Regions from separate parts of the Homo sapiens genome. Here regions 2, 3, 4, 5 and 6 are each linked to region 1. The links are chromatin loops, found by intact Hi-C in ENCODE. Cell type or tissue: PC-9. All regions are shown on one strand.

Evidence for each region. Peaks named below come from ENCODE experiments on the same cell type or tissue, not always from the same donor. Only the 100,000 strongest peaks of a DNase experiment are listed, where the experiment ranks them.
Region 2: a loop joins it to region 1, with 19 times the contacts of the local background. A loop is called at or near these places in 8 of 110 quality-filtered maps.
Region 3: a loop joins it to region 1, with 8 times the contacts of the local background. A loop is called at or near these places in 2 of 110 quality-filtered maps.
Region 4: it touches region 1 in a loop (8-fold over the local background); 7 of 110 quality-filtered maps call a loop at or near these places.
Region 5: a loop joins it to region 1, with 11 times the contacts of the local background. A loop is called at or near these places in 2 of 110 quality-filtered maps.
Region 6: a loop joins it to region 1, with 21 times the contacts of the local background. A loop is called at or near these places in 12 of 110 quality-filtered maps.

What each region holds. Positions count from the first base shown.
Region 1 is chr7:150,776,813-150,781,812 of GRCh38, forward strand. LOC105375566 (a long non-coding RNA gene) reads right to left here and starts at 4,317. Exons shown (of 4, transcript XR_928163.2): 1 at 3,871-4,317; 2 at 2,083-2,273. In PC-9, CTCF peaks have their summits at 2,087 (motif pointing right) and 2,289; a DNase peak (open chromatin) is centred at 2,109; H3K27me3 peaks cover 815 bases.
Region 2 is chr7:151,169,738-151,174,737 of GRCh38, forward strand. No RefSeq gene overlaps it. Among named protein-coding and RNA genes, the nearest start is that of GBX1, 4.5 kb to the left of the region's middle. In PC-9, CTCF peaks have their summits at 3,000 (motif pointing left) and 3,200; a DNase peak (open chromatin) is centred at 2,974; H3K27me3 peaks cover 2,354 bases.
Region 3 is chr7:150,283,746-150,288,745 of GRCh38, forward strand. ACTR3C (actin related protein 3C) reads right to left here. Exons shown (of 8, transcript NM_001164458.2): 5 at 2,622-2,795; 6 at 1,008-1,100. Among named protein-coding and RNA genes, the nearest start is that of LRRC61, 37 kb to the right of the region's middle. RefSeq lists enhancers at 2,755-3,256, 3,257-3,756. In PC-9, a CTCF peak has its summit at 2,583; a DNase peak (open chromatin) is centred at 2,626.
Region 4 is chr7:150,896,244-150,901,243 of GRCh38, forward strand. No RefSeq gene overlaps it. Among named protein-coding and RNA genes, the nearest start is that of AOC1, 46 kb to the left of the region's middle. RefSeq lists an enhancer at 2,278-2,572 and silencers at 2,278-2,438, 2,456-2,515. In PC-9, CTCF peaks have their summits at 2,397 (motif pointing right) and 2,605; no DNase peak of the experiment used is centred here; H3K27me3 peaks cover 1,611 bases.
Region 5 is chr7:151,300,553-151,305,552 of GRCh38, forward strand. No RefSeq gene overlaps it. Among named protein-coding and RNA genes, the nearest start is that of NUB1, 39 kb to the right of the region's middle. RefSeq lists an enhancer at 2,782-3,640 and a silencer at 2,982-3,151. In PC-9, CTCF peaks have their summits at 3,077 (motif pointing left) and 3,279; no DNase peak of the experiment used is centred here; H3K4me3 peaks cover 350 bases; H3K27me3 peaks cover 5,000 bases.
Region 6 is chr7:151,108,396-151,113,395 of GRCh38, forward strand. The region is part of intron 1 of AGAP3 (ArfGAP with GTPase domain, ankyrin repeat and PH domain 3); the gene reads left to right. Among named protein-coding and RNA genes, the nearest start is that of AGAP3, 24 kb to the left of the region's middle. RefSeq lists an enhancer at 1-445. In PC-9, CTCF peaks have their summits at 2,856 (motif pointing left) and 3,055; a DNase peak (open chromatin) is centred at 2,836; H3K27ac peaks cover 480 bases.

The DNA of each region.
Region 1 (5,000 bases):
TTTATTTATTGATAATCTTGGTGCACACTAGAGCAATGTAATTTGGGAACTTATTTATGCATAATTTAAGTAAATGTGTCCAATTTCTAAGTTATTTGGGGTTTTCTTTACGATTTTTAAATTTTTAATTTTTTTCTACCCCTTCATGCAGTAATACCTGGAGTGAGTGAATTTTAAAATTCAAGTCCAAAATTATCTTCTCTCAAAATCCTAAGGACATTGCTCTGTTTGTTATCCAGCTTCTGTTAGGTCCGATGCCAATCTGATTCTTACACCTTGGTAAGTGACCTAGCTGCTGTTGTTATTATTGCTGCTGTTGTTGTTTGCGTTTTGGAGTCTTCTTATCCTTGGGGCTCTGGAACTTCATATATATGAGTCTAAGTGAGTATTTTTTTCCTACTTATTGTGCTTCCATTAGGCAATCCTTTTCGCTCTGCAAACCAAAGTCTTCCTTAACTCTGTGCAGCTCCCTTCCCATGCCTTCATATTTCCTCTTTCTTCTGTTCTCACTCAGAGATGCCTGCCAGTGGATGTCCAATCTCAGATGGCCCTCTTGAATTGTTAACTTTTCACTAATATTTTATGCCACTTTCTCTTTTTCATCATTTTCTAAGTAAAGGGTTTTTGGGGGGAGTTTAGTTTAGGTGGTTTTTGTTGTTTGTTTTGTTTTTTTGTTTGTTTGTTTTTTTGTTTTTTGAGACAGAATCTCACTCTGTTGCCCAGACTGGAGTACAGTGGTGCAATCACAGCTCACTGCAGCCTCACACTTCCCGGGCCCAGGTGATCCTCCCATCTATGCCTCCCACGTAGCTAGGATGTAGTCCCAAGCTACAAGTGCATGCCACCATGCTCGGCTAATCTTTGCAATTTTTTTGTAGAGACAGGGTCTCCCTGTGTTGTCCAGGCTGGTCTTGAACTCCTGGGCTCAAGTGACCTGCCTGCCTCAGCCTCCCAAAGTGCTAGGATTACAGGTGTGAGCCACTGCGCCCGGCCAATAAAGGGTTTTTTAACTTCAGCAATTATATTTTCAATCTCTAGGTAACTCTTGTCTTCTAATTGTCTCTCTATATAGCATGTTCTTATTGTTGATAGATGCACGAGACTGCCATAAACTATAGTCTTAATCTCACTGAAGATGTTATTTGGACTTTCTCCTCTTCTGCTGCTCTTAGGGTCTGTTTTTCCATCGGCTCATGCAGTCTTCTACTGTTCACCTGTGTGGTGAGCCCTGGCTTTCCATTCGTCCTTGCAAATGGAGTAGGTAGTCAGACACCTGCTGCCTCTGCCCTCGTGGAAACCCTCCTGGTACCCTTCTCCCCGCTGGGGCAGTCTGGTTAAGGACTCTGAGTCTGTCAGGCAGGGTTTTCAACCCCCATAAAGTCCAAAAAATGGGACTTTGTTGTGCAGTGTCACTGCCCTATTTAAACTTACCTCTCACCAGATAGATTGCCCAATTCTTCCAGTAAAGGGCTGTTTGCCTTGTCCTGACTGCACTCTGGCTTCTCTTGTGAACCAGGTCATTCGATGGATCCTAGGATGTCACATGGTTGTCTCGTTTTAAAGAAGTAAATGACCAAAGCAGATAGGTTTAGTCATAAAGCCAGAATGGTTCTAGTTAAAGATGATGGAAAGGATCCAGGGGAAGTCTTCAGTTTTAAAAAATTTTAATGATTCTATTTAAATTTTTTTTTTGATTAGAGAATATTCAAAACATACAGGTGGGCAACACCTCAAAAGTACACCCACACACACCTCACCTTCTAGATGCTCGGTTTCCCCCCCTAGAGGCAGTCAGTGTTGCTACTTTGGGTGTTTCCATCTGAAACTATCCTACGCGTATACAAACAAATAAACATATATTTACATATTTGTGTGTATTTGCATACATTGCAAAGAATATATACAATGTTATGTTACACAAGTTTTTGTAACCCGAATTTACTCATAAGGGGGTGATAAATTAGGGGAATGACGGCGGTATAACGTAGAGGCACATTAGTGCGTATATGATTTTCTTCCCAGTACTGTGTATTATACAATGTTTTATCCCAAGAAACACGAAGTTCACTATTCAGCTCTTACCGGCAGGTGGCGCCCTCTGGCTGTACGTGATGCCCACTCCCATCTCCTTTCTCTTGGATCAGTTCTCCTCTGTCTTGGAGGTACTTTTCCATGCTTCTGGCTCATCTTTGCACATTTTCCGCTTGTGTCCTTGACTCAGCTGACTTCACTCTTCCTTACAGCTCTTTCCTCAAGCTAACTTCACCTTATTTCTAAAAGTAAAGAGGTTTCTTTTTTCTTTTTTATTACAGTGTTTCTACATTTATAAGAAATTTAACTTGTCTTCTCATTGTACTAATATCTGTATTAAGACTGGTTTTTTGCTTTTGTTAGCGCTCTTCACAAAGCACTAATTTTCAACAACGTGATCCAACCATAACTCTCTCATAAGTCTGTTGTTTTTAACATGAAATATTTAAGGAATGCAAGATTTTTCAGCAATATATAAATGTTACAGCAGAAATGTCCATACTGTTCCCCACCACCACTACCCGCACTTTTAAAATAAATCATAGCACACTCTACACACTGAGTTCACTGAGTTGTGTTTGCTTTTTTTTTTTTTTTTAGATGGAGTCTTGCCCTGTCACCCAGGCTAGAGTGCAGTGGCACAATCTCAGCTCACTGCAACCTCCACCTCCCAGGTTCAAGCGATTCTCCTGCCTCAGCCTCCTGGGTAGCTGGGATTACAGGTGTGCGCCACCACGCCCAGCTAATTTTTGTATTCTTAGTAGAGACAGGTTTCACCATGTTGGTCAGGCTGGTCTCAAACTCCTGACCTCATGATCCACCCGTCTCAGCCTCCCAAAGTGCTGGGATTACAGGTGTGAGCCACCGCGCCCAGCCTTGCTTTTATTTTTTAATGAGATGAGTACATAAATAGCCTCTTCATGCTTTTTTCAGCTGCAGAGTGCAGGTATTAAGACGTAAATGGGATCTAGAATTCTGATTTGATTCTGTTTCTCTAGCACCGACATTAAGATAGACTCTTGGGGATCCAGTGTTCACAGGCACTGTTACTCCACCTGGATTTTGTCTACAGAGTGAATTATCTAAGACAAATAAACTATACATTTTATGTATATGTATATATAAATGTACATATACATTTTATGTATATGTATATATAAATGTACATATACATTTTATGTATATGTATATATAAATGTACATATACATTTTATGTATATGTATATATAAATGTACATATACATTTTATGTATATGTATATATAAATGTACATATACATTTTATGTATATGTATATATAAATGTACATATACATTTTATGTATATGTATATATAAATGTACATATACATTTTATGTATATGTATATATAAATGTACATATACATTTTATGTATATGTATATATAAATGTACATATACATTTGCAAAACTTGAGTTTATATGCAGCTTTTTAAGGAACAGAACACTTGCTTGAAGTGAGTTTCCCCAAAGTATCTGAATGCCTGCCACACTCTCCTCTCCCCCATTACATGGTATTTCCTCACAGTTCAGATTGGCAAGTGCACTTGGGGTCACCCCAGACACATACCTTGCTCAGGAGCCTCTGAGTGCAGCTCCTAAATATCTGGGGCCTACAGCCTAGACAACCCACTTAAGTGCTAGTTACTATACCTAGTCTCTCAGCCTATTATAATTGGGACTCTTTCAACCGCACATGTCGTAAGCAAAAGATTGCTTAATGATCGTATACTAAAATGGTCAGGACTCAATCTGGCTTCAAGCACTGCTGAATTCAGAATTCAAGCAATACAATCAGGTGTGAGTTGTTTGTTGTTTCTCACCTGTCAGCTCTGACTTCCAGGTTGTCTTCATTCTGAAGCTCCTGGGGTGGTCTTTGGCAGCTCCAAGTGGACTTTTCACAGGGCAATGATGGCTGCCACAGCTCCAGCTTACATCCGTCTAGGTTCAAGTTCAGTGAGGAAAGCAAGAGCCTGTGATGGTGGCATAACCCAGAAGCCCTAAGATTTACTCTGATATGACCCATTCAGGCCATGTGCCCACATTTGAAACAATCTCCATGGCCTGGGGAAAATGATCTGCGGTTTAAGTTTGGGTCACAGGCTTTATCCCTGGAACTAAGGACAGAGCCCCACCATGAACACTTAGCCTGATAAAAAGGAAAAGGTAGGTCCAAAAATGGAAATCTGGGGCTGTTATTAGAAGAAAAGAGAATGGATGCAGGGCCATTTCTTGTTAGATTCTATGCTAGCACTAACTCGATGGTTCTCAAAAAAAATTTCCCCACCACAACAATTTCAACCAAGAATGGTGGTGTAACTTGAGAAAGTCCCTAGAGGATTTCACAACATCTCCAATTGCAAAAGTTCTCCCAGCTCACACCAAGAACCACTGGCCTACTCGATTATTCCCCAAATATGTCCTGTTGATCACATTGCAAACTGTTCAATACAAACGGCTTAAACAAACTCCATGTACAGCTGGAAAAAATAATTCATTCCATTTATTGATTCATCCAACAAATATTTAGAAGCTGTCCTCCCAACTCCCCCTAATATCTCTCTTGTGTATACAAGGCAGGAGGATTTGTTTGCCATTACAATTTATTGCTGACTTCCAAGTTTATATATACCAAATGCTCCTAAACTCCAGGCTAACATGTCCAAATGCCTTCTCAACATCTCAACCTGATCTCTAAAAATCCTCTCATATTTAACATGCCCCAAATTGAACTCCTGTTTTCTGTCATTTAAAAATGTTCCCTCCATAGTCTTCCATGTCTTGGTAATTAACAATACTTTGAAACAAAAACTTGGAAGCTGTCCTTTGCTCCCCTTCTTTTCTTACAACCCACATTCATCCTGTTTGGGAACCCTGTAAGTTCTGCTGCCCAAATATATTGAGAATCCAATCACTTCTTGCTACTTCCACTGCCACCATCATGGTCCAAAGC
Region 2 (5,000 bases), 390 kb after region 1:
AAGATGTCACAATGGAGAAAGAAGAGGTGCCTTAGCTTAACTCCAACTCACTACTAAAGAACTTGTCTAAAGATACTCTTCAGAACACCCCTTTGCTAAATTAACCAAGCACTTTACCATACCAACATGCAAGATGAAGCTTCAAAAGTATATTGTATTTTTAAAGTGAGAGGGCTTATCGGTGTTGGATACATAACAGAGGCTTACTGACTTGACAAATTGAGGCAACTTTGGGCTACAAAACTGAAATTAAACCTGTATGAGCAGTTACAGGATCAGCCAAATAAGGCATGAAGGAAGAACCATTTTTAAAAGTAATTGCATTCATTTATTGCATAGGTAATAAAATCACATAGTACCAAGTTCCAAAAGCTCAAAAGGATATATATTGAAACATCTCTCTTCCACCAGTCCCTTCAATAAAAGGCCACTTTAAGAAGCCTGTCACATTCTGGTATGTCAAGGACTCAAGATTAAAAGACCCTCTGATTGTATTAGCCAAGCACGGTGGCACACACTTGTAGCTCCAGCTACTTGGGAGGCAGAGGCGGGAGGATTGCTTGAGCCCAAGATTTGGAGGTTAGAATGAGTTATAATCACACCACTGTACTCCAGATTGGGTGAGAGAGGGAGACCTTGTCTCTAAAAAATGTCTTAAAGACCCTCTGGGCTGGGCATGGTGGTTCATGCCTGTAATCCTAGCACTTTGGGAGGCCGAGGTGGGTGAATCACCTGAGGTCAGGAGTTCGAGATTAGCCTGACCAGCATAGTGAAACCCCATCTCTACTAAAAATACAAAATTAGCTGGGCATAGTGGCACATGCCTGTAATTCCAGCTACTTGGGAGGCTGAGGCAGGAGATCGCGTGAACCTGGGAGGTGGGTTGCAGTGAGCCGAGATCGCACCACTGCACTCCAGCATGGGCAACAAGAGGGAAACTCCATCTCAAAAAATAAATAAATAAAATAACCCTCTGATCTTGAAGATATATGTCGCCTAGTTCATGCCAAGAGCTTATTGCTTAGAACTATACTCAGTAAAGTGGATTCTCTACTCAAGCTGGCACAGGAAGTACCTACTTTTTTTTTTTTTTTGAGATGGAGTCTCGCTCTGTTGCCCAGCCTGGAGTGTAGTGGCATGATCTTGGCTCACTGTAACCTCCTCCTTCCGGATTCAAGTGATTCTCTTGCCTCAGCCTCCCAAGTAGCTCTGATTACAGGCGCCTGCCACCATGCCCGGCTAATTTTTGTGTTTTTAGTAGAGACAGGGTTTCACCACGTTGGCCAGGCTGATCTCGAACTCCTGACCTCATGATCTGCCTGCCTCGGCCTCCCAAAGTGCTGGGATTATAGGCATGAGCCACTGCGCCTGGCCAGGAAGTACATACTTAAAACTTAGTGCCAACAAATCCCAGTGGGCCACCAATTCTGAACAGAGGCAGGTGAGACCTTAAGTACTTCTACTGACCTGGTGTGGTTTGTGTTTGTTAGATACTGTATTTCATAACCCATTTATATCCTCTATCTGTTCCCTTGCCATGCTAGAGATACGAAGTGTGACTTCTGTGAAGTCCTTGACATTCCGTAACATTGGCATACATAGTGGCAACTGCAGCAACCCATTTCCTTTCCCTGCCCTTTCATAGAACATAGAACTGAGGCCACATGGTAAATGGAAAGAAGCACTGGCTAAAGGAAAAAGACCTGGAATCAAATTCCTCTTCTGACCCCTCACTGGGCCCTGTGACCTTGACCCCTCTTTGACATCTCCATCTGTGAGGGAGAGTGATTAATATCTACTCTGGCTGGGTACAATGATTTATGTCTGTAATCCCGACACTTTGGGAGGCCCAGGTGAGAGAACCACTTGAGACCAGGAGTTCAAGCCCAGCCTGGGCAACATAGTGAGATCCCGTCTCTATAAAAAAAAATTTAAAAATTGGCCAGGCATGGTGGCACATGCCTGTAGTCCTAACTACTCAGGAGGCTGAGGTGGGAGGATCACTTGAGCCGGGGAGGTTGAGGCTTCAGTGCGCAGAGATTGTGCCACTGCACTCTAGCCTGGGTGACGGAGCAGGACCCTGTCTTACAAATAAGAACAACAAGGGCTGGGCGTGGTGGCTCACGCCTGTAACCCCAGCACTTTGGGAGGCTGAGGCGGGTGGATCACGAGGTGAGGAGATCCAGACCATCCTGGCTAACACGGTGAAACCCCGTCTCTACTAAATATACAAAAAATTAGCCAGGCGTGGTGGCAGGCACCTGTAGTACTAGCTACTGGGCAGGCTGAGGCGGGAGAATGGTGTGAACCCAGAGGGCGGAGCTTGCAGTGAGCAGAGATCACACCACTGCACTCCAGCCTGGGCGACAGAGTCAGACTCCGTCTCAAAAAAAAAAACTTTGTCTAGTCAAAAAGCAAGGGCAAGAGTCAATTGAATATGAAAAAACACCTTCCAAAACGAGTTCTTCCTGCACTAAATAGACAAAGAGTAGAGTGGCGAAGAAAGGAAGGGGACTCATTTTCCCTGAAATCCAGAGCACTCCAAAAACTACTTCACTCTCTCATCAGTATCAAGTACAGACCTTACCTCTGTCAAATCTGAACAGAGCTAGTTCCTTTCTTTACCAGCAAAAAACTATGATTCTCCTACTGAATTCCTGAACAGACGCATTATGGGCAAGTACCTGGTCTCATTGTCCGAAACAGAATTCTGAAAGTGCTGCTTTGTCCATATTCTCTGACATTTGGGAAATGCTCCTACAGAGGAATTTTATCTTTAATCTACCCTCTGTGCCCACCGCGGCCTCATCATCTGGCCTGACCTGTGTTGCCAACCAGCACCAAGGATGCTAAGAAAAAAACAAAGTATTCAAGTCAAAGACCACAAATCTATACCTCCAATCCACTCATTGGCCAGAGAAAGTCCTCTCATGGTGGGCAGCGTCGGGCCTGGCCGCGGGTGCCCTCTGGTGGCAGCAGCGCACAACTGCGGGCACGGCGAAGGAGGTGCGGGGTGCTGCAGCGCCCCCTGGCGACAGTCCAGGAGACGCGCCGAGGGCAAAGAAACCACTAACGGAGCATCCAAGGGCGAGCGCGCGGGACGCCTCTAGATGCTTAACTGTGAATGCACTGTTTGGGGACGGGGGGTTGTACGTGAGTGTCTTAACGTCTAGTGTGCGTGAGTGTAGGGTTAAGTATGTTTAGTGTGCCCCGGTACCCGAACCCTGTATTTCTGTTGTGTTAAATGTGTACAGTATGTATGAGCCCGCGCGTTCACACGCGGGTAGGTTGGTGGTGGGGAGGTCCGCGCCTCAGTGCAGGGCGGAGTCCTCACGGAGGCGTGAAATTGGTTTGGAGCAAACACATTACGAAAAGCAATTACCAGGGAGAGGTTCTGGGCCCGCGGGACCAACAGCCAGGAGGCTGGGGAGGGAGCGCCCTGGCTCGCAAGAGTCTGAATGTCTAACCCCAGTGAGGACCCTCCTGACATTGCCCGCTAAGGGGACAATATGTGAAGTTGTGCACAGCCCCTTCACAGCCACCACTCCACATCGCCTTTCTTCCCTTCCCCGTCCTTAAAAAGGCATCCCATGATCGCAGGCTCTCCAGATGTGGCCAGAAATCCTCCCCCATCTTCCTATCACTTTAGAGGAGGGTCCTTCTTCTGGGACGCCCTCCCAGATCTCAACCCCATTCCTCACCCTCCTCTTCATGCCCCCAGCTCCTGCTCCCACGTTTATCTTGCATTCATCCTATTGCCCCTTGTATTCTAACTGGTTGTTCACACCCTTGTTTCTCAGACTAGACTGAAGATTCACTGAGGGCAGGAGCGTGTCTCGTTCCCAGCAGGGCATGAAGCACCTAAAACCTGGGGACCCGGAAGCACACAGTGAACCAAGTGGGTGCGATCAAATAGAATTTCCATCAAAATCCACCAGCAGGACTCTCTCGGGCAAGTCATCTGCGGGAGTCGGGATTCCCTGGGAGCAGAGCTCCAAACTCTTTCCCGCACCAGCGAGCCCGCACTCGCATGATACCCAGACCTGCGCTCGACCTGGCCCCAGATCCCCGTGCCAAGGGCCACAGCCTCTGAGATGCTTCCTAGGCGGCTCCAGTGCCATCTCCCCAGCAACGGCCTTCTGCTTCCCGTTACTTCCTCGTCTTCCCCATCTTAGCATCTGGCACCACCGTCCAGGGGTCCAAGCCAAAAACCTGCGAGTCGCCCTAGACAGCGCTATTCTGCAGCCCCCTACATCCCCCCCAGCGGCGGCCCCCCAGTTCTTCCCAGGGATCCCGAATCTCGCCCGCCGCGACCACCTCTGGCCTGGACCACCGCCGCAGGTGCCCCCCGACCCACGCCCGCAGCCAGGACGGTCCGTCCTGCCACTCCTACTGATCTGCTCTACTCAGGTCTCAGGCTAAATGTCACCTCCTCAGAGAGCAGGTTTCCCTGTCACCGACTGCCAACCCCCCATCCCGCACGTCTCTCCCCGGGCTCGGCAGCACCTGCCGCTTCCTCCTGTGCGCCGCGCTCCGGCTACCCCGCGCAAGCGGACCCTGGTGGGGGCCTGGAGGGCAGTCCTTGCCCCCGTGCGGCGGTGCCTGAACGCAGCAGGCCCTGGAACGGCTGCGGAACAAACCATCGAGCACTAGGGCGTCCCCCGGGACCCCCACCCGAGCCGCGGTCTCCACGGGGCGCCCCGCAGGCCCTCGACAGGAGTGGGCCTCGCGCACCAGGTTCCCGCCCATGTCTTGGGGCAGCCGCTTCCTGCCCGCGAGGTGGGGCCTGTGCGGTCGGGGTCCGCCTGGGGTTTCCACAGCGAGGAGCCTCCACCGCTTGCCCACCCGCACCCGCGTCCCAGAGCCGCGCCCTAGTACCTGAAGCCAGACAGACCGGTCAGCCCAAGGTCCGTGAGGCCAGGGTGGGAATCCGGGCCCCCTCACTTCCTCTCCGCTTCTCCTCAGCCGCCTCTCAACGCCTAACCCGGCTTCGGGCTCTG
Region 3 (5,000 bases), 490 kb before region 1:
TGAGTGCTGTCAGTTGAGCCTGATTCTCTTCTCTGTACAATTCAGCGACCTGAGTCTGAGTAAGGCGAGTGAGTCATGCCACTGAGCTGACGGCGCGACTCACTCAAGCAAAGACTGATTAAAGGTGCAGGAAGGCTAATTGCCCATCACCTCCTGCTCACCATCTCAGGCTGTCAGTAGGATTTCTTTTTACTCAATAATCATATAGACTAGATTTTCCTCATTCCAGGTTTCAAAATTCCCTGAAATCTAAGAATTTTGAAAAAAATCATAATAATACATGAGCATATTCTATCTGACTGTCCCATTTTGGGCTCTAACCTCTATGTGATGACACCACATTGGCACCAAACCCAAATATGCATGAAACGAAACCAATGGAATTCACGGAAAGCATGGAGGAGGGCATCACTCTTACTTTCCATCGATATTTGTGGCTAAAACTGTCCACCTTAAAATATATCTTGTCAGATAAAAATAAAATATATTTACAATACTGAAATACTTCCAGTTGGCCGGGCATGGTGGCTCATGTCTGTAATCCCAGCACTTTGGGAGGCCAAGGCGGGTGGATTGCCTGAGCTCAGGAGTTCGAGACCAGCCTGGGCAACATGGTGAAACACCATCTCTACTGAAACACACACAAAAAAATTCGCTGGGCGTGGCGGCGTGCACCTGTAGTCCCAGCTACTCAGGAGGCTGAGGCAGGAGAATTGCTTGAACCCAGGAGGCGGAGGTTATAGTGAGCTGAGATCGCACCACTGCACTCCAGCCCGGGTGACAGAGCAAGACTCCGTCTCCAAAATAAAATAAAATAAAATAAAAATTCTAGTTAACTGAGTCATATTTCCATTTTCTCTTACAATTATATTGTCTTTAACAAATCCTATGAAACAGAAGGTGAAACAGGGATATTTACTAGTAATAGACAGTAATACCGTCTTCTAAGAATTATGGGCCTTTAATTGTGGAATGAAATCAAAGTACCTTACCCATGCAGCTCATACCTTATACAGCGGACGCCGCACATCGATGGGGCAGTTCTGTATTACTTCATCAACAACATCTGAGATGGACTCCATAGAGTCTGGGTTGGCAAACTGAATTGTATATCAATATAAAAGAAACATTACACATTTCTCTCAAATAGAACAACATGAACACTCCTTTAAAGTAACTTTAACAAATATACAATTTATTATAACTTAAAAGAATTCACATTGGAATGAAGGATATGTCAAATGAATCCCATGTGACTACGTGTGCGTGGGGTGGTGATGACACATTTCTCCTCATGAGGTAAAATGTATGGATTTAGTGAAGAAAAAATACCAACAACATCACAGACAGACCACCCCCACCCCATGAATACACAGTGATTCAGTCTACTAAGAGCAGTGGAGAGTATGTGCACGATCTACGTGACACGCAGTGAGAAACATGACTTTGACATATCATTTGACAATATTCGTATTATGAGAAAATTAGGATATAAGGAAAAAGAAACAGGTTCAATGAAAGATTAATTAAACCTGGTCTAGAAGATGCAGGGAAGTGTTTTGTTTAATGAGAAGGGTTTGTTTAACATGAAACAATCCACATGATAATCATGTTATTGAATAAACAGCCATAGATTCAATTCCATAAGTTAAATAAGCTAAAGTATAACGAATTCAACTCAATTACATTTCATTTGAAATATTTTAAAAATCAAAGTAAGCTTGAATGTGCACTCTCAGAGGAAGGAGGAGGATATTCAGTTGCTCACCAGCTGTTCACTGGACATTTGACTGTTCTATGTCCATTTCAAATCAATACTATTAAAAGTGAGCATTCACTAGATTATCATTGTTATTATTTTATTCTTCAGATTACTAGCGAGGAACACATTCTATGCTATTTCTCTGTACAAAATAGTCATATACACATCTAAAAACAAACAGCAGTTTGTAACCCACCTACTGAATATAAACTGAATTAGCCAGGAATATATACCAAAATATAAATAAAATGCATTATATGTAAATCTTAAAATGTGCCTCCTAATTACTGCTTTCTGCAAAAGTACTAATAATTCCTTATGACTACTAGTTAAAATGATGACATTTCTAATTCTTAAGATTATCTAAATAATAGAAATGCTGGCCTTAGACAGAAGCTTTACCTAACTTGCAGCAGGGAACAGAGCAGGACCAACTGTCCAGGGTTAAAATTAGAAGTTAGGAAGGGCAATCACCAAAGATAGAAAGGTTACATATTATCCCACTCTTATGCACAGGCAACCTCCATACAGGCCTTGAGAGTAGCTACTTGTAATGCTAGCATGTGACCACCCACAACCCTTGGAGATTACTTTTAATTCTATTATCATCTATCGCTCCTAAAAGTCTTCCTAACTATTTGTGGTATAACCCATCCTTAACTATTAAAACAGATAACCAGCTCTACGGAGAGGCAAACTGAACAATCTGTCAAGCAGACAAACTGCATGGGGGATGCAGAGAGACCGAATGACGGCCACCCTGCTCACAGGCCCTTCGCTGGGAACTGCTCTTTCTACACTCTGGGTGGCAGTATCGCTCCATCCCACACTTGAGCACACAAAAAAAGAAACACCTTACCTCCGGGTGAAAGAATATTTCAGGTCCCAGGAATCTTTCGTAACCAACGTCTATAACAAACTTCTTCTGGTTGATCGCATTGATACCCGTGTACTGTTTGATCCACTTCTGGGGATCCACATCATACTTGGCAAATTCCTTGACTATATCGGGGCAAATGTAACAGTATTTCTCCTGCATACACACACAAAGATGTTGCCAGGCATTAACAACTGCCCAGTGTCTCTGCCCTCAGACAAATAACCAGGAAGCCCATGCAGTAAACACACCCTGGGATCAGAACCGCCCCCACCGTTACTCTAGTGTGGATATGCATCAAGCCTCACATTCCATCGTCTTTCATGTTAGACATGGTTACACTTGGACTTCGGACAGGTAAGTCTGCTTTCTCTGCAACTCAGCTATTAATCTCAGCCTTGGTCTATCCAATTCTATCGCTATCATATCTGAAATGATGTCTACAGGTGTCTAGAAAGCACCTCGTCTTGCCTTGTTCCTCTCAGATGCCTCCTATGGCCTGCTCTGGCACCTCACTGTGGTCCACACTGGACCAGTGGACCCGTGCTGCGAGCTCAACTACCGAGTGCGGCACTGTCTACACCCTAAACCTGACTGTAGAGGCTTCTTTGGGTCCCATTTGGGTCCCAGCATGCCACAAGCCGGGTGGCCACTGTCAACCTGCTGGTTGTTAATCTGGTGTGGAGCTGGCCACAGCACTGTCATCAGCTCCACTGACACCATCTCTTTGCCTAGAGACAGTGTACCTTGTTGACTGGGTATTCTAAGTCCCTCAATCAACATAGATTTATTGTCTAGGCACTTGGGATACACAAGGTAGCGAAACACACAGATCCCTGCCAAGATTACACTCTAGCTGGGAGTCAGAAAACAATAAGCAACCATAATAAGTAAATGACATGGTAGGTTATAAAGTGATAGGTCCCGGGGAAGAAAGGAAAAGCAGAGTCAGGTGGGAGGACTGAAGCCGCCAGGATGCTGCTGCTGCTGCTGCTGCGAGAGAAGTCGCTAACGATTCCCACCCTGCACCGACAGGCAGCCTGAGGGATGCGAAGTGTTTCATGGGTATCTGGTAAGATGAATGTTCTTGGACACCTTTGTGTTGATATGTGTCCTTAGAGCTGGCCTCAGCATAGCAGCAGGTGACCCCCAGATACTTGCTGCCTACAGGAAGCACGAGGTGGGCCGCCCAGCTGGCGCTGAGCACACTGTGGAAGGAATGGCTCTCTCAAGGACCTCCAAAGACGCTCTCGTGGTATTAAGTTTAAAGTTTCTTAGCATCCCTGAAACATATTCTAATGCCATCTTCTGGGTATCTTGGATATACTCTAGCGGAATTTTAAGAAGACTGACAGGCAAGAAGTGCTACACAACCCTGTGTTCTTTGATGACACAGAGCAACAGGGTCAGCTGATTACAACCTCAAATCTACCAAGACTGGAGACAAAGGCATTCAGTTCTCCTCACAGGCCTGGTCAACATCCTACAGCATCTCAGCTTACTTAACTCAAATGCTTCCTAGGAAATGTTTCCATTGAGTTGGGTGCAGAGTAACAGGCTTAACCTTAAGGTTCAGGATTCATGCTGCAAGGTTGGTGTGCTCACGTTACACACTCCCTCAGGCCTGTTCGCGACCACAGAAGGCCATGGCAGTAAGGGGAAGCGGGGGGAGCTCTAAACCACGCCTTTCAGGATCTGTTCCTTCAAAGAGAGAAGTCAGGTGAGAACTAACAGGGCTACCCCACAGAGCAGGGCCAGGGCAGCTGATTCGGAGGCTACGAACAGTCTCTTTTACTCCCAGCCTTCACTGGGGGGAGACACATAGTCACATCGAGCACATCAGCCCAGATTTCAGGGTCCAAATTGGAACCCCAACAGCCCGTGAGGAGAGTTGAAGGCCCAGCATGAGGGTCAGGAAAGCCCCTCCTTGGCAGTGTTGCTCAGCAATCCTGGCGGAAATAGGGAGGACTCAGACTCACTGGAGTGGACCCTGGGCGTCAATAACAAAAGGCTCAATTCTTTTTTTTTTTTTTCTTCTTTTTTGAAATAGAGACGAGATCTCGCTATATCACCTGGGCTAGTTTCGAACCCTGGCTCAAGCAATGCTCCAGCCTCAGCCTCCCAAAGCCCTAGGATTATAGATGTGAGCCACTATGAAGGGGCTCAATTCTGACTTACATTTCTAACAGATTTGGAGTGGCAAGGGAGCTTGGATCAAATAGTCAAATATTCTTCCATGGAGGAAAGGCAAAGAAAGGAGAAGGTAACCCCTTAGGAAATATTTTAGTCTAAAAAAGAATATCTAATGATACCTCAGGAAACCTTCCCCTGAGATGGAAGGGACCACGTCTTCCCCACATC
Region 4 (5,000 bases), 120 kb after region 1:
AGAACACACACCTGCATCCAGCAGAAGAGCCAGTGTTGCATATCAGCCACCCAGAGCCCAAGGGTCCATGTAAGCAAAAATGGCCACGCCAGTGGGGCCACTTTTCCTCCAAGCCCCCTCCCCTCCATCCTGGCCCCAGGAGCATCAGCAGGTGTGGGAGAGGAAGAGAGGAGGGGACGGCCAGACCTGCCCCTCCCCAGGGTAGGAGCCTTGGACCTGGGGTCCAGCAGAGCTGGGAGGAGAGGCAAAACTGAACTGGATGTCAGATGTTGGTTGAACTTGACAGACCTGTTTCACACACAAACACAATCAAAAAACTATGGTGGGATCTGCGCCAGCCTGATTAAGGTGGGGAAGGAAGATCCAGCAAGACACACGGGTTGGGAATCAGGGACTGCTGGGAGACTTAGCACGGAGACACTGGACTTCAGGGAACTGGAAGCTGGGAGGATGGGTGAACTAAGAGATAAACAGGGTGGGTACTCCAGAGACAGCAATGCCCAGAGAGGCAGGGGCAGAGGGAGGGCGTGGAGTTCCCAGACCCTGCAGCCGGGTCACCAGTGGAAGCTGGGAGCCCTGGGGGCCTGTCTGTCGCAGCTGGAGAGAAAGGGAGAGAAGGTCCAGCCCCCTCTGTCTCATGCTCAGGCCTCCCATGGGTGGAACCTGGAAGTGTGGGAGATACCACTTGCAGGGGTCTGTCCCCACAAGACATGGCAGAGGAGGGAGAGGACAAGTGTAGAGTCTCAGGACAACAGATCCAGGACCAGCACCGCATGTAGAAAGGCAGTGAAAGGAAAGGGGGAGACCTCCACTTCGGCCCTGCCCCCTCCCTATCTAGCTCCGACTGGTCGGCAAACTGGTTCCCAGCCATGCAGCCCCAGGAAATGGCATTGATGGTGCTTGGACCCAAAGTCATGTCTGTGGGGTTCATCTCCTGGAGGAGGATCCCTGGCCACACCCCTTGGGGTGGACAGATCCCTCTCCCTGGAAATTCCCCTTTGGGGTAGGCAGATCCCTCCATCTAGCAATTTGCAGTTCACAGACCCCAGAATGCAGGGCCAGAGACAGGGACACTCCCAGAGTTACCCGGGACATCCCTGTATGTGTTTGGTTGTGGATCAGAGGAGGGAGAGGCTTGTTCAACACACAGCCACCTGCCCCTCACCAGAGACAGAGACCCTGGGGCTGGGGAGGAATCCAGTCCATTCGCTCCAGACACCCACCCCAGGCTCAGGAACAGTGCAGAAGAGAGACAGGGGCTGGCTCCGAGTGAGAGAGACACCCGCCATTCCCAAACCCTCTTTGCGGAGGACCACGAAGAACCCACCAAGCAGTGTAAGGAAAGAAGAAAACAAACAAGGACTTATGACCCGGGCCCACCTCTCACTCCAGCCCCAAGTCACTTCCCCTTCATGTAAAGCAGGTGTTATTTTGTTTGCGGCTCTTCAGCTGCCAGGTGGGGATGCAAATGAGAAAAGCTGAGACTCAGTTGTTTCACAGAAAGAAGAGGAAACCAGAAGATGTCGGGACACCAGAGCCTGTTGCTTTTCGAGGCCTTTTAGGATAGGGTAGCAATTGAAGGTGGCCTCAGAAAAGGATGATTGGGAAAGGGGGAGGTAACTGAGGTCCCCTCACCTAGCCTGGGGGCCCCTTCTCTTCACCAACACCTACAAACCCTTGGCCTCAAAACCCAGGCAGTGTTCCGGCCACCTCATGTAGCAAGGGGAGCCTGGAGACAGAGGACGGGCCCCGGGTCACACACAGAGTGGCCAGATTGGGTGGAGACCTGCGTGTCCTGGCACCAGGAGTCTCTCCACGAGCCTCTGCAATTTCTCAAACTTCAGTGAGATGAAGACTCATTTTTGCAACTTGGTCTCTATTTGCTGCACTGTTGGCCATTTCAAGCTTGTACCCGCAGTCAGCAAAAGGAAGTGTTAATAAGCTCGCCCACATAAACCCACTTTGCCCACTGCTCAAACCACCGCAAACCAATTTTTCCAGGCTGCTGCCAGGTTAGGCTCCCTTGGTGTTAATTTCCTGCTCAGTAAAGCAGTGAGTCATCTCCCTCCCTTCTCTCCAGCTCTCACTATTGCTCTGAGACCAGAGTCTGCAGCAGAGGGGTCACATGGAATCCTTTAGTACAGAAGTTCACGACCTGGACGAGGAGACGCAGGGACCGCCAACTGGCTCCTTGGAAACTGCCCGCAGTTGATTCCGAAAACACACCTGAGCCGAGAAGCTCCATGCAATCTGGAATTCCTGGAGTTCTTGTCAGCGTCCACTGCCATGCAGGACTCTGGGGCACTTGGCTTGTCATTGGCTAAAAGATGGGCTGGGTTCGAGGTGCAGATAGCTGCATTTTAGCCGCTGGTGCTGTCTCGCTTGGAGGAATGCTGTCTGCCACGCGACCACCAGGTGGCGCACAACACCTCGCGGCGACTGGACCGGGCACGGCTGCCTCTTATTAATCCCGCGGAGAAAACAGAGGCTGGAAATGCCCCCGGGGTGAGGCTTGACCAAGAACGGCAGACTCAAAATGGCTCCCTGTGGACCAAGTTCAGCTGAATGGAACAGAAAAATGTGTTCACAGCGGCTTCAACAAGAGACAGTCGTGTTTCTCTGTAAACACAGTCCTGAGTGGCTTAGGGGCCCCATGAAGGCCTAGGGCACGCAGCCTCCTTCCTCCTCACGGCCTCCACCTGGGATGTAGCCCCCAGCCTCCTAGTCCACGGTGACTGCCAGAGCTCCAGCCATCTCATACAAGTCAGGCAGTAGGATGGAGGAGGGGACAGAGAAGGGTATGGCTACCTTCACTGTGCTTTGCCGGAATTCACAGACATCACTTGTCTTACAACTCATTGGCCAAGCCTTAGCCATGGAGGCTGGGGGTGGGCTCTTTTGCTGGGCTTTGCCACCCCCAAGTAATTTCAGGCTTTAGTTTAGAAGAAGAATATGAGGATGGCTATCTCACGGCGACGTCAGCCACATGTGAATATGCGCCACTGGAGTTCCCCTGCGCCAACCCAGCATATTTCCCATTCCCTGGAAACCTCAATAACTGGGGCTCACTTCCTGCCTGCCCCTTAACCGATTTGACTCCCAAATATATGTCCCATGTCCATATTCTTCTCTTACACGCCAAGACCTGTACCTCTACCTAAACGTCCTGTGAGAACCTCACACTCCACATGTCTAAGCCGGTTTATCACCTCCTCTATCCCCTGCACAGGCCAGCCCTTCCTCCTGTGCTCCCCAGCCCAGGGTCTATCATCATGTCCCTTGACCCAAGCCAAGAACCGAGAGCCTAGGCACCTGCTTCCCTCCACACAGCCCCTCTGCCATCTACCCGTGAGTCCCACCTTCCCAGCATTTCCTGAATTCGTTCCATCTTTCCTTTCCCCATGATGACTTACTGCTCATCACCCTGAGACCCCAGTCTCGCCTCCATCAGACCAACCTCAACGCGGCTTCCAGAGGGGTTGCTCTGAAATCCAGATCAAACCCTGTCACCCTTCTGATTGAAGCCTCCATGGCTCCCAAAATTTTCAACGTGATTTATCAAGACCTTGAGAATCTGACCCATCCCTACATCCTCCACGTATCAGTTAGCATGGGGTAAGCATTTAACATGTGCACAAACCAGGCAGTGACTCCCTCCGTCCTCACAGCTCCTCTCTGAGGTGGCGGGTGACAGTCTGGGTTATTATTATTCAGCAAATACTCACACTCCTCCCGTATAGACTCCCCTGCTCATTGATGTTGGACTTGACCACCTGACGTGTTTTGGCCCTGGGGCTGTTGGAGGATGGAACTAGCAGAAGCACTCCATGCGCCCACATGGCCTGGCTCCTTCTTTCCACTCCAGAAGTCCAGGGTAAGAAGAGCTTCCTCCAGAGAGCCTCTGCTGTGCCCCAGGACAAACTTGGTGCAACCACCTGAACTTGCGTCAAACCCAGGCTACCTACAGCCTAAGGCAGGGCCGTCCAGCCACACCTATCCTGGATCAGCCAAATTATAGCCATCTGAGACCTGTGAGTATGAGAGTAATTAACACTGGTTGTCATAATGCACTGAGTTTGAGAGCTGTTTGTTATTATGATTATTATTTTAGAGACAGAGTCTCTCTCTGTCTTCCAGGATGGAGTGCAGTGGTGCAATCACAGGTCACTCCTGCAGCCTTGAACTCCTGGGCTCAAGCAGTTCTCCCACCTCAGCCTCCTAAATATCTGGGACTACAGGTGTGCACCATGCCTGGCTAATTTTTTTTTTAGAGTAGGGGTCTCACTATGTTGCCCAGGCTGGTCTCAAACTCCTGGGCTCAGTGATCCTCCTGCCTCGGCCTCCCAAGGCGTTGGGGTGACAGGTGTGAACCACGGCACCTGGCCTGGGCAGCATTACTTTGACAAAATTATGACATCCTCATTTCCAGCCACACCAAAACTTGTTTCCACCTCAGGGCCTTGCATCTTCTGATTCCTCTGCGTCTGCCTCTCCTGACCTTAAAAGGTAAACCCAGCGCATCCAGTTCAAATGTCACTTCCCAAAGAGACTTTCTCCACGGCGACCCAGCCCCCACAGCCCTGTCTTCTGCCCTCACTGTTGCTGTAGGGAATTGCCTTATGCACTTGCACTTACTCTGTCTCTCTCTCCAGTGAGAACCCAGGCTCTGTACCATGGAGCACTCGCGGGTACCGGGGCCTCTTCCCTGTGCTTACCCAGCTGCTCTCACCCCTGGCCTCACTTGCCTCTCTGCCTCGCTGGGTTGAAAGCCCCTGGCTCATTTTTACACCTCCAGGACCTACACCTCTGGGACCTGGAACACAGCAGGCCCTCAGTAAACCTGGAATTCCAGTCGACTCTGGTGTTTCCAGCTTGCTGCGGGGAGGGCACCTTCTTTCTGGATGGAGGGGACCCTAGCCTGCTTCTGGACTCTGGGTGGGATGGAGGAGTCTCCCAGTTTAGAGACACTTTTCTAGAGTCCAGACTGGCCTTACTCTGTG
Region 5 (5,000 bases), 520 kb after region 1:
TGGGTCAGGCCAGGAGGGGAAATGCCTTAAGGCAGCGAAGCTTTCTCAGCATCCTCAACTCAGGTGGCCTGACTGCTTGGTGACAGGAGTTGAGGATGGAACAAACCATCCTGATGGTGGCCCCTGAATAAAGACTTCTGGGCCACAAGGGAACAAGGATGTGTTGAGTGACAGCATGGTTCCTCAGGCAGACCCGGGTCCAGACACCAACTGCACCACCTAATCGGCTGTGTGCCATTGAGGACATTACTCCTGTCCCTGTCATAGGCTGATAATGCCCCCCAGAGACACCAGGTCCCCATTGCTGGTACCTGTCAACCTTACCTTATTGGAAAAGGGTCTTTGCAGATGTGATTAAGTTAAAGCTTTTGACATGGGGACTGTCCCAGATGGTCCAGGTGGGCCCTAAATGTGGTGGGAAATGTCCTCATAAGAAAGGTAGAGGGACATTTTACACAAGGAGAAGACCACGCGAAGACGGAGTGGAAGAAGATTGAAAGACGCTGGCCATGCAGATTGGAGTGATGCAGCAACAAGCCAAGGTAAGCTGGCAGCCACAGGAGCTGGAAGAAGCAAGACTCCACTCTAGAGCCCCTGGATCCCTGATTTCAGAGTTCTCCAGAACTGGGAGAGAATACATTTCTGCTGTTCTAAGCCACCAAGCTTGTGGTAATGTGTTACAACAGCCACGGGAAACTAACTCATGCTGTATGCCTCAGTTTCCTCCTCTGCAGAATGTACAGTGGGCCCCTATGGTGGGGGAGAAAACCTAGTGGGAGGCTAGGAGGTGGTAGCTAGCAGGAACCCAGCCCTCCAAACTTGCCCACCTCCTCTCTTCACCCTCACAGTTGCAAGGTTTGTCCCAGTGGCCTTTGGTACAATGTGACCCACCTTCCTGGCCATGGTTGATGGTCCGAGGAGGTAAGCCAGAGTTCATCTGATTGACTCGGTGTCTCCCCAAGTGGCCAGGCCTGCAGCAAGCCTCCTCAGCCTTCCAAAGACACCCTGTTTTATGCCATGTGGGCCAGAGGCGTGGAGAAACCAGCAAAGGGAGAGAGGGGGAGAGGACACTGAAAGAAGGGCCAGGGAACAGGCAGTGTGCCCTTCCCCTGAGATGTGGCCTGGGGGTGCTGGGAGAGGTCCCATGGTTCCCCAGGCAGGTGCTGGGCGAGTTAGGTGAGCCTGCCTCAGGCCCTGCAACACGTCTCACTTGGAACCCCTGTCCAAGGCCATGGTCTACACCTGCACTGCCTGTCATCACAGCGAGGCCCCTTTCCTCTTTGGAGTATGTCTTCTCTGTGAGGGGAGATTGGTGCCCGTTGGATTGCTGCAGCATCCCTAGCACCTCGCACACAGTAGGTGCACAATACGTATTTGCCAAGAGGATAAATGAGTGAACAGAAAGATCTGGAGTGAAAATGGACAGTCTGAGGAGAGCGTCTGGCAGAAGCTTGTTTGACAAGAACATCACTTAGGGAGGCATTGGGTTCAGCGTTCAAGATTGTCATGTCACCTTGAATCCTCAGACCTGCCCTTGGTGCCACTGTACTGGTTCCAAGATCTGCGTCCAAGAAAGGTGAGGTCCTCTGCCCAAGACTGGCTGGCTTTTAACACACAGCTGGTCCTCAGCCTCAGCCTGTGACCCCACCTGCCTTGGAGCTCAGCGGAGTCTTCTGATGGAGATGGGAGACAAATACAGCGAGAGTGGTCCGGAACGTGGGCACCTCTCTACTCATGCTCATGGCTACCTTGTCTGTTTCCTTGGATGGACTGGCTCGGAAACACAGGTGGCATGAGAGAGGCGGCAGGACTGGAGGAGCCACGCTGCCTGGGGCCCTCCCCTGTGGCCGGTCCAGGGAGGAATAGCTCCAGGAGGGAGCCTCGTGGTGGCAGCTGAGGGCCAAATGAGCAGGTCAGTTCTTCGAGCACGTGTGACTATTGGAACAGAGCAACGACCTAAGGTTTAAGCCTTAAAAAGGGCATTGAAGTTAAGGGACTAGACACAGCAGCCCAAGAAGGGACCTGTTATCCACGGCACCACTCACCGTCCGGCTGACCGAGTAATGTTTGGAGACAAGAGAGGTCCCCAAGTGGGGAGGGTGTGGGTGGGACCAGGGCTCCCCAGCCTGTCCCTGCCCTCTCCATCCGACCTGGCTCTTCCCAAACCCCTGTTCCCCCAAATATGCCATCCTGATGCCCGCATGTGATACGCCGGCTCTCCATCTGCCTCTGGAGCAGTACTGGAGCAGAGCTCAGGGGGAGTCTGTCCTGTTCCTCTGCACACAGCACCCCAAGACTTTGCAGGGAAAACTTGTCACAAGGCTCAGATTCCCGTCCCCTCTCGGGCTCAGATTCCTGATCCAGGAACCCGCATTTGTTAAACGTGTGTGGTCACGACATAGGGACTATAATTTTTTTTCTTTTTTCTTTCTTTCTTTTTTTTTTTTTTTTTTTTGAGACGGGGTCTCCCTCTGTCGCCCAGCCTGGAGTGCAATGATGTGATCTCCGCTCAGAACAACCTCCGCCTCCGGGGCTCAGGTGATTCTCCTGCCTCAGCCTCCCGAGTAGCTGGGATTACAGGCTCCCGCCACCACGCCCGGCTAATTTTTGTGTTTTTGGTAGAGACACGGTTTATTCATATTGGCCAGGCTTGTCTCGAACTCCTGACCTCAGGTGATCCACACGGCTCGGCCCCTCAAAGTGCTGGGATTACAGGCGTGAGCCGCTGCGCCCGGCCGGGACTATACTTTTTTTAGAGTCCTTATTTTATAGAGTTCGGAACTGAGATATTTTCAGATGCAATGATGGATCGTCTGGGATTTGCTTTTAGAGAGAAACAGGCGGCGGGGCTCCGCTGGAGGTGTAAGAGAACCTGGACTGGCTTCTTCGTTACATCCGGTCTGCTTTTGAATGTATTTGAATTCTTTTGGAAACCATTTCCCGCCCCTCGGAGACTCTGAGGGAGGGGCGGGAGACCCAGGACCCTGGCCGGGTTGGGTTTGGCGTTGGCTGGCGGGCACCGGGGCTGGCAGGCGCAGGGGCTGCGGCTGGGCGGGCTCTGGCGCCACCTGGCGGCCGTCGCGGGACCGACGCCCCTTGGAGCGCCCCCGGGCCCGCGGAATCAGCCGCTGAGCAGCAGCCGGGAAGGGGCGAGGGAGCCCCACTCCATGCCAGGCACTGGCTCACGCCTGCTGCCCTGACCCTGGAGGCCCCTTCAGCGCAGCACCCCAGCCAACTGCGCTCTCCCAGGGTCCACCTCGGATTCTCACCCCCTACTCCCGTCAGAGGCCACTTGGCCCCGACAGTCCTCTGTGTGGATGACAGGTCACGACTTGACGATGGCGGGGTCCTCCTGCTGGGTGGGAGTGGGCGCGCCTGCGCGTACGGCACGGCCAAGCAACTCGCTAGGGCCCTGCTTTTTGTAATTTCAACCAAGTTACACCGTTTCAACAAGAGCTTTGTGTAGTAAGTTTCTTTCTTTCTTTCTTTCTATCTTTTTTTTTTTGAGGCAGAGTCTCGCTCTGTCGCCCAGGCTGGAGTGCAGTGGCGCGATCTCGGCTCACTGCAACCTCCAGCTCCTGGGTTCAAATGATTCTCCTGCCTCAGCCTCCCGAGTAGCTGGGATTACAGGCGCGCACCACCACGCCCAACTAATTTTTGTATTTTTAGTAGAGACGGGGTTTCGCCATATTGGCCAGGCTGGCCTCAAACTCCTGACCTCAGGTGATCTGCCCGCCTCAGCTTCCCAAAGTGCTGGGATTACAGGCGTGAGCCACTGCACCCGCCTTTTTTTTTTTTTTTTATATGAAGGACACCCGGCAGTGGCTCTCAGTGGGTCCCGGTGCTGGCGGGAGCGTGGGGGGAGCAGGCTCTGTCTGCGTGCGTCTTTTAGGGGTCCTAGGGCTGACTCCACCTGAGAACCCCGTCCGGGGCTGTGTTAAGCACCTTTTGTAGAACTGTATTTTTATTAAAACATCAAGGCCGGGCGCAGTGGCTCATGCCTGTAATCTCACCACTTTGGGAGGCCAAGGCGGGCGGATCACGAGGTTAGGAGATCGAGACTATCCTGGCTAACACGGTAAAACCCGTCTCTACTAAAAATACGAAAAATTAGCCCGGCTTGGTGGCAAGTGCCTGTAGTTCCAGCTACTCGGGAGGCTGAAGCAGGAGAATGGCGTGAACCCAGGAGGCGGAGCTTGCAGTGAGCTGAGATCGCGCCACTGCACTCCAGCCCGGGCGACAGACAGAGCGAGACTCCGTCTCAAAAAAAAAAAAAAAAAAAAATCAAATCCGTGTTCCTGTAAAACAAACAAACAAACAAACAAAAAGTTACACAGTTTAGAATCACGCTGTTACAGGAGATGTCTGAAAAAAAGCAGTTCCCACCTCCCACTTCCTGTCCTCCACAGCGGGGCTCTTAGCTCTTCCAGCTGATTCTCTTCTGTTTTGCCTCCATGTCTCTAAACAACAGATTTCCATCGTTAGCGTTTCCTACTGGCTACGGAAGAGGAGGACTTAACTCCTCCTCACACCCACCCCACCCCTCCTACCTCCTCATCCGCCACTGAATTCTTACCTTGGGTCAGATGGATGTTGATGGGTTAGGTAACTACTGTTCACAAATGAGCGGTGGACTATATATTAGGACTATTTTTCCTTTCTGCCACCTTTTTCTTTTCTCTGGATTTACTGATTGTCTTGAACTTCCTTTCACTTAGTTCTCCAGATGTTTATGGCTATTTTATCACCAAATTCTTCCCCAGCTGTGTAACTCTCCTTTTGATAAATTCCTGTCCGATAGTCTGTTCATTTCAGTGTTTTGAAGAACTCTTTCCCGGGGCTTCTGCCCTGCAGCCCAGAGAGGCCCTTGCCTCCCTCTTGGTTGGCCGACCCTGGTTCCTGGATCGTTTTTCTTGTTTCTTCCTTTATTCTCCCATTTTAATTGAGTACGTCCTTCCATAGCTTCCTGAAAAAAGATGCTTGAGAGGTAAAGTTTTGAG
Region 6 (5,000 bases), 330 kb after region 1:
TCCTTGCACTGCTCTCGGTCCTGTGGCTCTCTCTGCCACCCGCACCCCCACCAGCACCTCTGCCGCCTTCTCTCCCTCAGCTTTTCCCTGGGGAGGAGAGGACCAAAGTCACTGGGGAGCTCTCAGACCGACATCCTGACCTCTGGAGATGGGGCAGAATCCCCGGGCCTCAGAGCAGCCTTCGGAGGGTCCCAAGGATGTAGGCTGGGTCCTACGCCAGTCCAGACTGCCAGCCGCGTCACCTTGAGGCAGGGTGGGGCAGAGACTTCAGTCTGCTTGCCCTGAATGCACTTAGTAAGCACTCAAAAAATAATGTGAAATGATGACTTAGAGGCCCAAGCTCCAGCCTGGGATTCTGGAGTCCTGGGCCCTGCCCAGGCTCTGTCACTGCTGGGCTGTGTAACTGCAGGCAAGTGACTTCCCCTCTCTGGGTGTCAATGCCCTCATCTCTAAAAGGAGAGGATGAACCAGAACACGAGTTCTGAACCTGGAACCCATGGCAGGGATTAAGGGGACTCGGACCTCCTCAGAAAACACCTGTGTGTTCTTCCCAGTATGCACTAGCTTTTCTGGAGAGCTCATAGCTTCCTAGGGCTGTGGTAATAAACCATTGTAAACAGGGTGGTTTGAAACAACCTAAGTCTGTTCCTAGCTGGCTGCGGTGGCCCATGCCTGTAATCCCAGCACTTTGGAAGGTCAAGGCCAGTTGATCACTTGAGCCCAGGAGTTCTAGACCAGCATAGGCAGCATAGTGAGACTCCCACCTCTGTAAAAAAAAAAAAAAACAAAAAACAAAAAACAAAGAAAACAAAGAAAAAATAGCTGGACATGGTGTTGCATGCCTAAAGTCCCAGCTACTTGGGAGGCCGAGGCAGGAGGATTGCTTGAGCTTAGGAAGTCGAGGCTGCAGTGAGCTGTGATTGCCTGGTTAACAGAGGGAGACCCTGTCTCAAAAACCAAAAAGTTTACTGTGTCACAGTTGTGGAGGCCAGATGTCTGAGATAAAGGTGTGGGCAAGGCCACGCCCCCTCTGAAGGCACTAGGGAGAGATCCGCCCCACACCTCTCTTCCTGGCTTGTCGATGCCGTCTTCTCCCTGCATCTCTTCACATTGACTTCCCTTGGTGTCTGTCGACATGCCCAAATTCCCCCCTTTTATAAGGACACGAGTCAGATTGGATTCAGGGCCCACCCTACTCAAGTATGACCTCATCTTAATTACATCTGCAACAACCCTATTTCCAAATAAGGTCACATTCTGAGGTCCTGGGGGTTAGGACTCAGGGCTCTCCAGGGTCCTCCGTATCTCTGAGGTCTCTTAGAGGGGAGATGGAGGGACCAGCCCAGGAATCAAAGCCAAGCTGAGGGGGAGCTGCTAAGGTTTCATGGGCTGACTGCATCTGCCTGGCTTTCTGATGTGGAGAGGGCTGGTTTCAGTGATCCCAGCGTCCACTCTGGCTCTCCCTTGCGCAATAGGAGCAGCTCCTTCTGTTGCTTGCCCGCTGCACGCCAGGCACCATGCGGCCCTCCATGCTCACAGGGCTGGCCTGCACAGCACCTTTAGCTGGAAGCTGGGCCATTCCTAATTTACAGACAGACCTGAGGTTAAGGAGACCGTGGCTGGTCACCCACCAATAGGTGCCAGAGGCTGAACTTGAATCCAGCTTTCTCAACTCCAGGGTGCGCCGTGCCTTTCAACTTGGGGCCTGTGCAGATTATTTTGCCTGTGCCTGTGACTTCTCTCAAAAGACTGGCCCAGCCAGGGCCCATCTCTCTTAGGCCTTCCTCCCCACAAAGAGGCCAAAAGCCCTGGGAGCACAGTGCATGCTCAGCAAAGACTTCCACTCATTCACTCGGGGAATCATGGCCACCTTCATGTGCCTGGCAGAGTTCTGTTGTGGGGGCACTTGCTGACAGTGGCAAGTGTTAGATGATGTTAGCATGGTCACTGAGATGGTCAGCCTCCCAAGGAAGGGATGCTTCAGCCACGGTCCAAATGCCTTCAGGGACAAGCAGGGCAGAGGCCCGGGAGGTGTCAAGGCTGGATGGGGATGGAGGCGGGTCCTGGGGAGGGTGTCAGGTGAGAGCAAGCAGGTAGTCAGGAGCACACGGGGCACTGGAACAGAATAAGGGGATTGGGTGCCATTCTACGCCAGCTGGAGAGCCATTGCAGGGCTTTGCTGAGAGGTGACCAGGTTCTGGTCTGAAGAGGTCCGCCCCAGCTGTAAAGGAAATCACTTGGCAGTGGTGGTGATGGAGGCTGGAGATGGGAGACCCCTAGGAAGCTGATGTGGTGCTTAGGCCCGGGAGGATGGTGGCTTGCCTTTGAGTTGAAGAAAGGAGCTGGTGATGGATCTGGGCCACATTTAGGAGGGAGCGCCACCAGGACTGACACGGATTGGGCTGGGGGAGTGGTAAGGAAGGGAATGGAGGGTGTTACTAGCAGGCTTTTGGCTTGTGCGGCTCCAGAGCTCATGTGGTGCTGTTGAAAATGGGGGATGCTGGAATGGAGCTGTTAGGGGTGGAATTTAGGTCCATGGCTGCTGCTGCAGCAACTCGAGTTGTCTCGGGACAGCTGCTGGGACACTTAGGGAGGACTGTGGCCCCACTGGGGAGGCATCCTGAGCGCTCTCCCCCCGCCCCCCGTCTTCTCCTCTGATTCCCTAAGCTCCAACTTGGAGAGCCTGCTGGACACCAGCCAGTCCTGGGGGGCGAAGGGGTCTTGGTGTGGCCCCCACTGCCTCCCGGGCTCAGTGGCGGGTGTGTGGCCAGCCCTAGCATCCTGCCAGCCTTCCCAGCCACTGCCTCAGCCCCGGCTGCAGGAAGATGTTTTGCTGCCACCTTGTGGGCAAGAAGGGCCTGACTGTTTGGGAGGGCCACGGTGGTTCTGGGACCACACCTGGCTGCTGGTGGTTCTGCTCCACACCCTGCGGAGCTGGCCACAAGCTCCGGCTTTCAGGAGAAGGCTTATCCATCCTCCCTCATCTCCTCGAAAGAAATCTGCCAACTCCCTGTGGGCCACGTGGGCTGCAGCGGGCACAGCCAGGGCTCACCAGTGGATCAAGCAACACACACCTGGAGGCGACCAGTTCCCACATCCTCAGGACCAGCTTTCTCTTTCTGGCAGGGTCTCACACCTCACACCTGCCCAGGGGTGTTCTCTCTCCCCGTCATGACCCCCCCGGCCCCTCACCCCCCTGTGCACACGCAAGCAGGGCACCCGAGGCCCAGGCCAGCACAGAAACTGGGCATAACTAGAGTCGGCTTCTCCTCCTGACATCCAGGTAGTCCACAGAAGGGGGTCTTGAGCCCGGCTTCTGCGCTCTCTGGCTCCGGGGCAGGCTGTGTTCGTCCTGCCCCAGGATGCACACTGCGGGCATTTGTGAGAGATTTCCTCTTAGTCCCCCAGAAACTGCCATGGAGCCTCTCAGCCCCTGAGAGTCACATTCAGTCCAGCGTTTCCGGTGGCCTTAATAAACAGAGAACTGACGTGAGGGCTTGTGTTGTGGGATTTCAGTACTGTTCGTGTAGTCCCAGCCTGGAGCTTTTTAGGTTTGTCCTAATTTCCTTCGGGCCCAGTAGGTAGTGGCTGTCTGTGTCGAGCACAGCTGTGTTTGCTGCGTGTCTTTGGAGCAGAATCTTATCAGGCACAACAGAGACCTTATCTCTGACCCTGGGCTGACCCAATGAGCAAAAGAGGTGTGTGCCTGCAGCTGTTCTCCTTTTCGGGGTCTTTGACTGGCTTGATGTCCTGAGACATTTATGTGGGAGCAGGTGCCCTTCCCTGTCTAGTTTCTCCGGGTCAGGAAAGTTTTCTGGGGAAAAGGACTGGGAAGGAGAGGGCAGCCAGGTGAGGAAGAGAAAGCTGTTCTGGGTTTGGGAGTTGACCCAGGTGGCACTTTCTCCTTGGACTGATTCTGCAGGTGCAGTGGGACTACATGTCTTCTGAGACTGTAAGATGTTCTTTTGGGGACTGGGATTGCTGCCTGCCTTCCCCGAGACGTGTGTGTGTGTGTGTGTGTGTGTGTGTGTGTGTGTGTGTCCAGCATGTGTGCAGCTGGGGCCTTAACCCCCTTCTTTCCCATCCTACTGTTCTCCCACTGAAAGAGGCAGCTAGGTTCTAAAGTGATCCATCCCCTGTCGGATACCGTGTCCCCATCCCCTCTCCGTCTCCAGAGGTCGGCTCCCATAGCTGCTGTCCTGTGCTTGCTTCTTATTTATTGAGACAGGGTCTCACTCTGTGGCCCAGGCTGGAATGCAGTGGCTCCATCTTGGCTCACGGCAACCTGGACCCTCTGGGCTCAAGCGATCCTCCCACGTCAGCCTCTCAAGTAGCTGGGACCACAGGCTCGTGCCACCATGCCTGGCTAATTTTTCATATTTTTTTTGTAGAGACGGGGTTTCACCATGTTGCCCAGGCTGGTCTCCAACTCCTGGACTCAAGTGATCTGCCTGCCTCGGCCTCCCAAAGCGCTGGGATTACAGGCGCGAGACACGGTGCCTAATTTTTTGTATTTTTAGTAGAGATGGGGTTTCACTACGTTGGCCAGGCTGGTCTCGGACTCCTGACCTCAGGTGATCCGCCTGCCTCAGCCTCCCAAAGTGTTGGGATTACAGGTGTGAGCCACCGCGCCCGACCCTTTGCTTGCATTTTCACTGGCTTGCAGGATGAGCTTGTGAGTGGGCAGCCTTATTCTTTGGCAGAACAGCCATTCCCTGTTGTGCGTGAGAGAGAGGGCAGATACACGTAGATAGGGAAGTCAAGGCAGAATGTGTTTCCTTTTGATCTGCAGCTCAGTGACGTTGGCCGGCTTCACTGAGTTGTGTTCTTGTCTCTGTACCTGCCTGGGGACCTGGGAAGGGCCCCTCTGCTGGTACTTCCATTGTGGGGGGAACATGCATCCCATACAGGAAGAAGCCGTCTTCACCAACGCTAATAACTAGTCCCACGGAAATACAAACTCACCACCAGGGCCTCTCCAGGCCTGGGAGATCCAGCCC